2 separate regions of the Homo sapiens genome follow, and region 1 is linked to region 2. Evidence: read pairs that join two places in POLR2A ChIA-PET (ENCODE). Cell type or tissue: K562. All regions are shown on one strand. Each heading gives the region's core, and the rest is flanking DNA. Links, peaks and the distances in the headings are about the cores only.

Region 1 (5,369 bases), core at 73-5,072, 67 kb after region 2:
ACCTTGCAGAACAGGAAAGAGTTGAAAAGTATGAAATCCTGTGCAAATGGGAAGACATTTAATTCTTAGAAAGTTATCTATCTGAGGCCAGGCATGGTGGCTCACCTGAGGTCGGGAGTTCGAGACCAGCCTAACCAACATGGAGAAACCCCATCTTTACTAAAAATGCAAAATTAGCCAGGCTTGGTGGCGCACGCCTGTATTCCCAGCTACTTGGGAGGCTGAGGCAGGAGAATCACTTGAACCCGTAAGGCAGAGGTTGCAGTGAGTCAAGATCACGCCATTGTACTCCAGCCTGGGCAACAAGAGCTAAACTCCATCTGAAAAAAAAGGAAAGAAAGTTATCTATCTAAACACAGGAAAGGCCTGTGAATTCTTCAGGCTGCCAGTCAGAGATTGCTCTGGGCTGTGCCTTTCTGCATGTTGTACTCTCAACTTGGTATTGAATGTTGTCTAGCCTTGGCCAAACCTGGCTCAGGGAGTGTGATTCCCATCTGGCAGTTGAGGAAAGTGAGTCAGAGGGCTGAAGCGGTAGGCTGGAGCCAGTGCTTTCCGAGCCAGCTGGCAGCCTGTGGGTCTCATCACTGAAGCCATAAGCTGTGGCATATCCTTTGGAAGCCCTAATGTGTAGCGTGATGATGCCTGCAGGTGGGGGCTTATCCAGGAGCCGGTACACCATCTGGTCTCACCCATACTGAGGATCCCCCTTTGTCTGTGCCACTTTCTCGTAGGAATTGCCCCCCACTGCCTGGATGAGGGCACTGTGCGGAGTATGGTCACTGAGGAATTCAATGGCAGCGATTGGGAGAAGGCCATGAAAGAGCACAAGACCATCAAGAACATGTCTAAAGAGTGAGCTTCTGCCTCTCCTGCCCTGAAAAGGAGGAATGATTGGGGCCAGCAACTTTGCTCTCCCTGCCGTGCCTCGGTGGTGCTCCTGAATGTGGCTGACCTGGGCTGCTGGTTCCGTTGACTAGGGTCATCTTGATCTCTGCAGTTTGCTCCAGCTACCAGTTTCTTTAGGCAGCTCTTTGTCCTCCCTCTGCCCAGATTTTGATGTAGTCTAATTGACATCCTTCTCTTCCCAACTTTTGTGTGATCTTTTAGGAAAAAAAATAAATATTTTTAACATTAAAGCAGTCACTTTGGTTTATCATTTCTTTTGTACTGTGATTTGCTTCTGAGGCCAGTCGATTAATAGCAGATATATACTCAGCACTATCAAGATGTTTGCCACCAGGCATTGTGGCTTAAGCCTGTAGTTCCAGCTACTCCGGAGGGTTGATCGAGCCCAGGAGGTTGTGGCTGCAGTGAGCTGTGTTCGTGCTACTGCACTCCAGCCTGGGTGGCAGAATGAGACTGTCTCAAAAAAAAAATAAGAAAAAAGAAAAAAATGTGTAGCTAAATTGGAAAGAAGACATAAGATAAACAATTATTAAAAATGGAAGATTGTGGCAGGGCATGGTGGCTCACACCTGTAATCCCAGCACTTTGGGAGGCTGAGGCGGGTGGATTACTTGAGGTCAGGAGTTCAAGACCAGCCTGGCCAATGTGTTGAGACCCCGTCTCTACTAAAATTACAAAAATTAGCTGGGCATGGTGGCATGTGCCTGTAGTCCCAGCTACTTGTGAAGCTGAGGCAGGAGAATCACTTGAACCCAGGAGGCAGAGGTTGCAGTGAGTGGAGATTGCACCACTGCACTCCAGCCTGGGTGATGGAGCGAGACTCCATCTACAAAAAAAAAAAAAAAGGCTGGGCACTGTGGCTCACGCCTGTAATTCCAGCACTTTGGGAGGCCAAGGCAGGTGGATCACCTGAGATCAGGTGTTTGAGACCAGCCTGGCCAACATGGTGAAACCCTGTTTCTACTAAAAATGCAAAAATTAGCCAGGCGTGGTGGCGGGCGCCTGTAATCCCAGCTACTCAGGAGGCTGAGGCAGGATAATTGCTTGAATCCAGGAGGCAGAGGTTGCAGTGAGCCAAGATTGCGCCACTGCACTCCAGCCTGGCTGACAGAAAAAGACTCTGTCTCAAAAAAAAAAAAAAAAAAAAAAATTGTGAATGGTTACAATCCATGTGAGCTGTAAAGATAATAAGAGCTCTAAGAGTTCAAAGGAGAGAACTCAGGGAAGCCTTGAGGAGAGTACGATTTGAGTCTATCTTTAAAAAGTTAAATCAGCTTCTAATTTCTTTTTCAGTTGTAAAATACACATAAAATTTACCATAAACTGTTAATTTATTTAGAGACAGAATCTCTCTCTTTAGTTATTTTGAGACTGTCTTGCTCGGTCACCTAGGCTGCAGTGCAATACATGAACATGGCTCACTGTAACCTTGACTTAGACTTGAGATCTCCCCCCTCTTAGCTTCTGGAGTAGCTGGGACTACAGGTGTGTGCCACCACATCCGGCTAATATTTTTTGTAAAGACAAGGTCACTCCATGTTGCCCCGGCTGGTCTCAAACTCCTGGGCTCAAGCAGTCCTCCTGCCTCGGCCTCTCAAAGTGTTGTGATTACAGGCATGAGCCACTGCACTTGGCCTTAACCATTTTTAAGTGTACAATTCAGCAGTGTTAAGTACATTCACATTGTTGTGTAGCCATCATTGCCATCCATCTCCAGAACTCTTCACCTTGCAAAACTGAAACTCTGTACCCATGAAACAACAACTTTGATCCTATTTTTAAAGGAAGCAAGATTTCAGCTGGGCATGGTGTCTCACGCCTGTAATCCCAGCACTTTGGGAGGCCGAGGCTGGTGGATGGCCTGAGATCTGGAGTTCAAGACCAGCCTGGCCAATGTGGTGAAACCCTGTCTCTACTAAAAATACAAAAATTAGTTGGGCATGGTGGCGGGCGCCTGTAATCCCAGCTACTCGGGAGGCTGAGGCAGAATTGCTTGAACCCGGGAGGCAGAGGTTGCAGTGAGCCGAGTTCGTGCCATTGCACTCCAGCCTGGGCAACAAGAGCAAAACTCCGTCTCAATCAATCATTCAATCAATCAATCAATAAAGGAAGCAAGGTTTAAGGAGACAGGAGAAGTAACTGAACAGGTACGCACACATGCAAAAGCCAGGCTGAAGCTGCATGTGGTGGTGCACACCTGTAGTTGCAGCTACTTAGGAAGCTGAGGGCCACATGAGCCCAGGAGTTTTGAGACTGCAGTGAGCTATGATGGTGTCATGCATTCCACCCTGGGAGACACAGCAAGACCCCATCTCAAAAAAAAAAAAAAAAAAAAAAAATTGGCTGAATTGGAGGCTTTTAATGGGAAGAAGTAATGAAGATATCAGAAAGGTATGTTGAGGATAGACTGGATGGTCTTGGATATTAGGCTCAGGAATTTGGCCTTTATTTTGCAGGCATTGGGAAGCTGTGACCACCTCTGAACAGGATGAATAAAGCCTGGCCTCATATAGTCTTCTGATTGGTTGCCATCTCCCTCTCTTCTTAACTTCACATTGCTCCATATTACTAACATATTAGCTTTCCTCAAACATTCCTGCCATTACCAAATACTGAGTACAAATAATGGCAAATGCTTAATAAATATTTGCTCTTTGCTTTAGGGAAATTACTCATGAAATGATTTGTGAGGTAGACTAGACAAGGAAAAAGAACAGGGAGAGGGAATAAAGATCTCAGAACAAAGGTCTCTGAGGAAAAAAAAAAAAAATTAAAAAAAAATGCCGAGTGTGGTGGCTCACACCTGTAATCCCAGCACTCTGGGAGGCCAAGACCGGTGGATCACCTGAGGTCAGGAGTTCAAGACCAGCCTGGCCAACATGGTGAAACCTCGTCTCTACTAAAAATACAAAAATTAGCTGGGCGTGGTGTTGGGCATCTGTAATCCCAGCTACTCAGGAGGCTGAGGCAGGAGAATGGCTTGAGCCCAGGAGGCAGAGGTTGCAGTAAGCTGAGATGATGCCACTGCACTCCAGCCTGGAAGACAGAGTGAGACTCTGTCTCAAAAACAAAAAACAAACAAACAAAAAAAATACAGATGGCCAGGCCAGGCATGGTGGCTCACACCTGTAATACAGCACTATGGAAGGCTGAGGCAGGAGGATTGCTTAAGCCCTAGAGTTCAAGACCAGACTGGGCAATGTAGTGAGACCCCCCCATCTCTACAGGAAACAATAAAATACAATAAAAATGGCAGTTTCTCAGTTTGCTGTGCTGGGTTCTATGTGGTCACTGTCTCTTCAGAATCACTGATGGCCAGGTTCACTCTTCAAGACTGGAAGCAGCACGCACAAGGATGGGATTTTCGAGGCCAGAACTCCAGGTATTTTTAATTTTTTTTAATTTTAAAATTATACAGGGGCCAAGCACGGTGGCTCACACCTGTAATTCCGGTACTTTGGGAGAACATGGCAAAACCCTGTCTCTACTAAAAATACAAAAAATCAGGCTGGGCGCGGTAGCTCATGCCTGTAATCCCAGCACTTTGGGAGGCCAAGGCAGGTGGATCACCTGAGATCAGGAGTCTGAGCCCAGCCTGGCCAACGTGGCGAAACCCCATCTCTACTAAAAATACAAAAATTAGCCGGGCATGGTTGTGTACACCTTTAATCCCAGCTACTAAGGAGGCTGAGGCAAGAGAATTGCTTGAACCTGGGAAGCGGTGGTTGCAGTAAGTCAAGATTGTGTGCCATTGCAATCCAGCCTGGGTGACAGCAAGACTCCGTCTCAAAAAATAAATAAATAAATAAATAAATAAGTAAATAAAAAGTAAAAAAAATTAGCTGGGTGTGTTGGTGCTCACCTGTAGTCCCAGTTACTCAGGAGGCTGAGGTGGGAGGATCACCTGAGCCCGGGAAGTTGAGGCTGCAGTGAGCTGTGATCGCACCATTGCACTACAGCCTGGGTGACAGAGCAAGACTCCGTCTTAAAAAAAAAATTATTTTTTTTAGGGATATGTGATCACAGCTCACTGTAACCTTGAACTCCTTACTTCAAGCAGTCCTACCACAGCCTACAGGTGTGTGCCACCCCCTGGCTAATTTTTTAAAATTTTTTGTAGAGATGGGGTCATGCTATGTTGCCCAGGCTGCTCTCAAACTCCTGGCCTCAAGTGAGCCTCCTGCCTTGGCCTCCCTAAGTGCTGGGATTATAGGTGGGAGCCACTGCATTCGGTTGCATTTCTTTATTTAATTACATCTTGATCTTTTCATATCAATATACATATCCTCATTATTAACTGTTGCATAGAACAGCATAGTGTGGGTGTAGTTTATTTAGCTATTCTTTTTTTCACGGAAATTATGATTGTTTACAGTTTTTTGCTATTACCAAGAGTGTTGACAGTGAACATTCTTGTACACACCTCTTTATACATACATATGTGTATTATTTGAGAATAGAGA
Region 2 (5,369 bases), core at 145-5,144:
AGAAAGGAGGACTGACTGCTAAAAGGTATGAGACTTCTTTTTTTATTTTTTTGAGACAGTGTCTCATTCCATCGCCCAGGCTGGAGTGCCGTGGCACGTGACTGCGGCTCACTGCAGCCTCGACTTCCCCAGGCTCGGGGAATCCTCCTGCCTTGACCTCCCAAGTAGCTACAGGCACATGCCACTACACCTGGGTCTTTTTTTTTTTCTTTTTTTTTTTTTTGTATTTTTTCTAAAGGCAGGTTTTCACTATATTGCCTAGGCTGGTCTCAGACTTCTAGACTCAAGCCATCTACCTTAGCCTCCCAAAGTGCTGGGATTACAGGCGTGAGCCAATGCACCCAGCTCAGGTATGATGCTTCTTTTGCGGGAGATAAAATGTTCTAAAGTTGATTGTGATGACAGCTGTGCAACTCTGTGAATTACACTAAAAGACCAATGAAATGTACACTTTATATTTGTGAATTGTATGTGAATTATATCTTTGTTTTAAAAAGTCCCCTGTGTAGGGAAGAATGCCTGTGTTTTTAGTGGGAAGTGAATCAAGCAGGGAAGCAAGACTTCCTCAATCTGAATACCACTGGATTCATATTTCAAGAAGCTTCACAAATTAGCCAGGCATGGCGGCGTGCACCTGTAGTCCCAGCTACTCTGGAGGCTGAGGTAAGAGAATTGCTTGAACCTGGGAGGCAGAGGTTGCAGTGAGCCGAGATTGCGCCACTGCAGTCCAGCCTGGGAGATAGTGCCAGACTCCGACTCCATTAAAAGAAACGAAAAAAACTTTGGGAGGCCGAGGTGGGCGGATCACGAGGTCAGGAGATCGAGACCATCCTGGCTAACACGGTGAAACACCGTCTCTACTAAAAATACAAAAAATCAGCGGGCGCCTGTAGTCCCAGCTACTGGGGAGGCTGAGGCAGGAGAATGGCGTGAACCCAGGAGGCGGAGCTTGCAGTGAGCCGAGATCATGCCACTGCACTCCGGCCTGGGCAACAGGGCCAGACTCCGTCTCAAAAAAAAAAAGAAACCAAAAAAAAAAAGAAGCCTCACTCAGTCCAGTGTCCGCCTAACGAAAATCTACCCCAAGCAGGCTTTATACCCTATCTTTCCTATTGTGCTTCATTTCACTTTGTAACTTTTTATAAATGTTTCTTTTATTTGAATTTATTTTCAGATAGATTTTTAATAAGAGCAAAGAGAGGTCACCAAAATATGTAGCAGATGTGTCCTCCGGAGCAGGGAACTAGAGGTCAGGGATGGGAAGGCACATAAGGTGCATCCTTTGTACTATTTGAAATTTTTTTATTTTTTTATTTTTTATTTTTATTATTATTTTTTGAGACGGAGTTTTTGCTCATCGCCCAGCTGGAGTGCAGTGGTGCGATCTCGGCTCACTGCAACCTCTGCCTCCCAGGTTCAAGCGATTCTCCTGCCTCAGCCTCCCGAGTAGCTGGGATTACAGGCGCCCGCCACCACGCTTGGCTGATTTTTTGTATTTTTAGTAGAGACAGCGTTTCGCCATGTTGGGCAGGCTGGTCTCGAACTCCTGAGCTCAGGTGATCCACCCACCTCGACCTCCCAAAGTGCTGAGATTACAGGTGTGAGCCATCGCGCCCGGTCTTTTTTTTTTTTTTTGAGACGGAGTTTCACTCTTGTTGCTCAGGCTGGAGTGCAATAGCAGGATCTCAGTTCACCGCAATCTCCGCCTCCTGGGTTCAAGTGATTCTCCTGCCTCAGCCTCCCGAGTAGCTGAGATTACAAGCATGTGCCACCATGCCCGGCTAATTTTGTATTTTTAGTAGAGATGGGGTTTCCCCATATTGGTCAGGCTGGTCTCGACCTCCCGACCTCAGGTGATCCGCCCGCCTGGGCCTCCCAAAGTGCTGGGATTACTGGCATGAGCCACCGCGCCCTGCCTGTTTGAAATTTTTGCCACTGGCTTTAAAAAATAAAATTGGCATCTCTTTTAGATGTAGAAAAATATCCAACTCACATGTGCAAGACATGTCTAAAGCCTGTGCATAATATAAATTAAAAAAAGAGTTGGGAGAGAGCATTTCAGGGTCTGGAAGGTGGAAACTGCCCTGGCCTTAAAAGTAAAAAAAGATGGGACACTTGAGGGTGCTGGGGGTAGGGGCTGGAGCGGTGTAGACAAGCCAGGGCCTGGACCTGCAGCCTTTGCTTCTCTTTGTACTAATTCCGAAACTTGGCCCCAAGCCAGGGCTGGGGCTATGTCTAACTGGCCAGATGAAGCTTCCCTGAGAAGATTGTGTCTGAATCTCACAGAAAAGAAATACGAATAAGGCAGTTTAGCAGGCAGCACAGGCTTCCTGGAGCAAGGAAGACTGAGGCAGCGGAGAAAAAAAAAAATGCTAGCTGGTCCTCAAACAGGGCCAGAGAGGACCAAAGGGGACCAGACACCTCCTGGAGGGCAAGGGGACCAGCTGGCTGGGCACAGCCTGCCCAGCCTGAGATAATTTCTCACGCAAAGCATGGCCCCTTCCCATACCGCCCCAGGGAGCCCCAGAGGCCACAGCTCAGCCAGGCCCGGACGTTCCGTCTCTCCCAGGACCCAGAATAGCTACAGCCAGGTCTTGGCCAAATCTGGGAGCCCAGCCCCAAGCCCCTACCCCTCTGGGGAATTTCCCCAATTTCCGCAGGCACAGGATGCATTCCCAACCGCCTCTGCCTCCCCACCCCTCACGCTTCCACCTGCCTCCCACCGCACCTCCTCCTCCCCCACCACTGACCCCTCCAGCCTTCAACTCCTCCACCCCTTACCCCCCAACCTGCCTCCCACCCCATATCCGCCTCCCCTACCCCTCACCCCCACCTGCCTCCCACCCCACCTCTGCCTCCTCCACCCCTCACCCCACTACCCCTCACCCCCACCTCCCTCCCACCCTCACCTCTGCCTCCTCCACCCCTCATCCCCCGACCCCTCACCCTCATCTGCCTCACCCCTCCTCCGGCTCCTCCACCCCTCACCCCCCCACCCCTCACCCCCATCTCCCTCCCACCCTTGCCTCTGCCTCCCCTACCCCTCACTTCGCTACTTTCTTCTCATCCCACCTCAGCCACGCCTCCCACCCTCGCCTCTCCACGCCCTTCCATCCCACTTCAGCCGCGCCTCCCACCCCTCACACCCCGACCTGCCTCAGCCGCGCCCCCTACCCCGTCCCTCGGGTAGTAGGCTCCACCGCGGTTCTGCTAAGACTCCCACCGCGACCCCAGTACCTCTCGCTACCGAGCTTCAGGCGCATCCCCGCCCCCCGCCCAACTAACTACCCAGAATCCTGGGCCCCCTCCCACTGCGCCTCGGCCGCGTCCCCAGCGCACGTTCCCTGCTCTTTCCCCTCTCGCTTCCCCACGAATCCCGCGAGTCCCCTGCCCTCCTGTCTGACGTAGGCATCGGTCCCCCTCCCGGACACCCCCTCCTGGGACAGGCCTGGGACCCGCCTCCGCAGTCGCTTCGGCGGATCCCGGGTCGGGGGCGGGAACGGAAGGACCTTCCTTTGGACTCCAGCTTCGCCCTCCTCATGCGCCACTCCCTTCCCCAAGTCACAGAGCTGGACTGTAAGGGTGTCAGAGCCTGTGGGCTCCACTCCCCTGCCCTCCAAAGGAACTGGAGGATGCAGGCGGACGGCGGGACCACAGCATTTCCCTCCGGCTTGGAGGGCGGAGGCCGACCCGGGAGCGCGCTCTGGAGCGGTGAGCCAGGCGCCTTGGGACGCTTTCTTTCGAGGCAGGGTCTTGCTCCGTTGCCCAGGCTGGAGTGCAGCGGCCCCATCACGGCTCACTGCAGCCTCCATCTCCCGGGCTCAAGCGATCCTCCTGCCTCAGCCTCCAGTTAGCTGGGACAACAGGCGCGCGCCACTATGTCTGGCTTATTTATTTATTTATTTATTTATTTATTTATTTATTTATTTATTTTGAGACGGAGTCTCGCTCTGCCCAGGCTGGAGTGCAGTGGCATGATCTCGGCTCACTGCAGCCTCCACCTCCCGGGTTCAAGAAATTCTCCTGCCTCAGCCTCCCGAGTAGCTGGGATTACAGGTGCCCACCACCACACCTGGCTAGTTTTTGAATTTTTAGTAGAGACCAGATTCCACCATGTTGGCCAGGCTAATCTCGAACTCCTGACCTCAGTGATCTGCCGGCCTTGGCCTCTCAAAATGTTGAGATTACAGGCGTGAGCCACCTCTGCAGGCCAACACTCTTTCTTTCTTTCTTTCTTTCTTTCTTTCTTTCTTTCTTTCTTTCTTTCCTTCTTTCTTTTTTTCGTGAGCCATGGCGGCCAACTCTTTCCTTCCTTCCTTTCTTTCTTCCTTCCTTTCTCTTTCCTTTCTTTCTTTCTTTTTCTTTCTTTCTTTCTTCTTTCTTCCTTCCTTCCTTCCCTTCCCTCCCTCCCTCCCTCCCTTCCTTCCTTCCCTTCTTTTCTTTCTTTCTTTCTCTCTCTCTTTCTTTCTTTTTATTAATTTTTTTGGAGACGGAGTCTTGCTCTGTTGCCCAGGCTGGAGTGCAGTGGTGCAATCTCGGCTCACTGCAAGCTCCGCCTCCGGGGTTCGCGCCATTCTCCTGCCTCGGCCTCCCGAGTAGCTGGGACTATAGGTGCCCGCCACCACGCCTGGCTAATTTTTCGTATTTTTAGTAGAGACGGGGTTTCACCGTGTTAGCCAGGATGGTCTCGCTCTTCTGACCTCGTGATCCGCCCACCTCGGCCTCTCAAAGTGCTGGGATTACAGGCGTGAGCCACCGCGCCCGGCAGCACCATAATTAACATATAGTGAATTTCCATCACCCCAAAATGTGTTCTGGTGCGCGGTGGCTCACACCTGTAATCCCAGTACTTTGGGAGGCCGAGGCCGGTGGATCATCTAAGGTCAGGAGTTCGAAACCAGCCTGACCTACATGGTGAAACCCCATCTCCACTAAATAGAAAAAATTAGCCGGGAGTGGTGGCACACACCTGTAATCCCAGCTACTTGGAAGGCTGAGGCAGGAGAATCGCTAGAACCCGTGAGGCGGAGGTTACAGTGAGCCGAGATCAGGCCACTGCACTCCAGTCTCGGTGACAAGAGTGAGACAACGTCTCAAAAAAATAAAAAAGTGCCCTGGTGCCCCTTTGCACCCTCCTCACCTGCCGCCAGTCTCTGATAATCACTAATCTGATTTCGATCCTTGCACCCCTGGCTGTGTCTCCACGGGAGTGGAGTTCCGTGATGCGCACCTGTACCCCTGGCTCCTTTGAAGGGACTGTTTCTTATTCTTGCTGCAGTTGCCGTTGGCAGTGTCTGACCTGCCTCCCAGACCTGTAGCCTTTTCTTTTATGGAATGAGACCACCACTTCTCCTGTTGTCCTTCCCAGC

Evidence for each region. ChIA-PET counts read pairs that join two places held together with the same protein. Peaks named below come from ENCODE experiments on the same cell type or tissue, not always from the same donor. Only the 100,000 strongest peaks of a DNase experiment are listed, where the experiment ranks them.
Region 1: POLR2A ChIA-PET joins it to region 2 with 5 read pairs; 14 of 35 experiments call an interaction of 5 or more read pairs at or near these places.

What each region holds. Positions count from the first base shown.
Region 1 is chr17:16,338,304-16,343,672 of GRCh38, reverse strand. CENPV (centromere protein V) reads left to right here. Exons shown (of 5, transcript NM_181716.3): 5 at 732-1,136. The coding sequence ends at 856. Among named protein-coding and RNA genes, the nearest start is that of CENPV, 12 kb to the left of the region's middle. In K562, for the core only: no CTCF peak of the experiment used is centred there; no DNase peak of the experiment used is centred there.
Region 2 is chr17:16,405,357-16,410,725 of GRCh38, reverse strand. No RefSeq gene overlaps it. Among named protein-coding and RNA genes, the nearest start is that of TRPV2, 7.5 kb to the left of the region's middle. RefSeq lists enhancers at 1,877-2,056, 2,107-2,476, 3,567-3,746 and silencers at 2,677-2,766, 2,997-3,046, 3,147-3,196, 3,257-3,336. In K562, for the core only: no CTCF peak of the experiment used is centred there; a DNase peak (open chromatin) is centred at 2,225; H3K4me3 peaks cover 729 bases.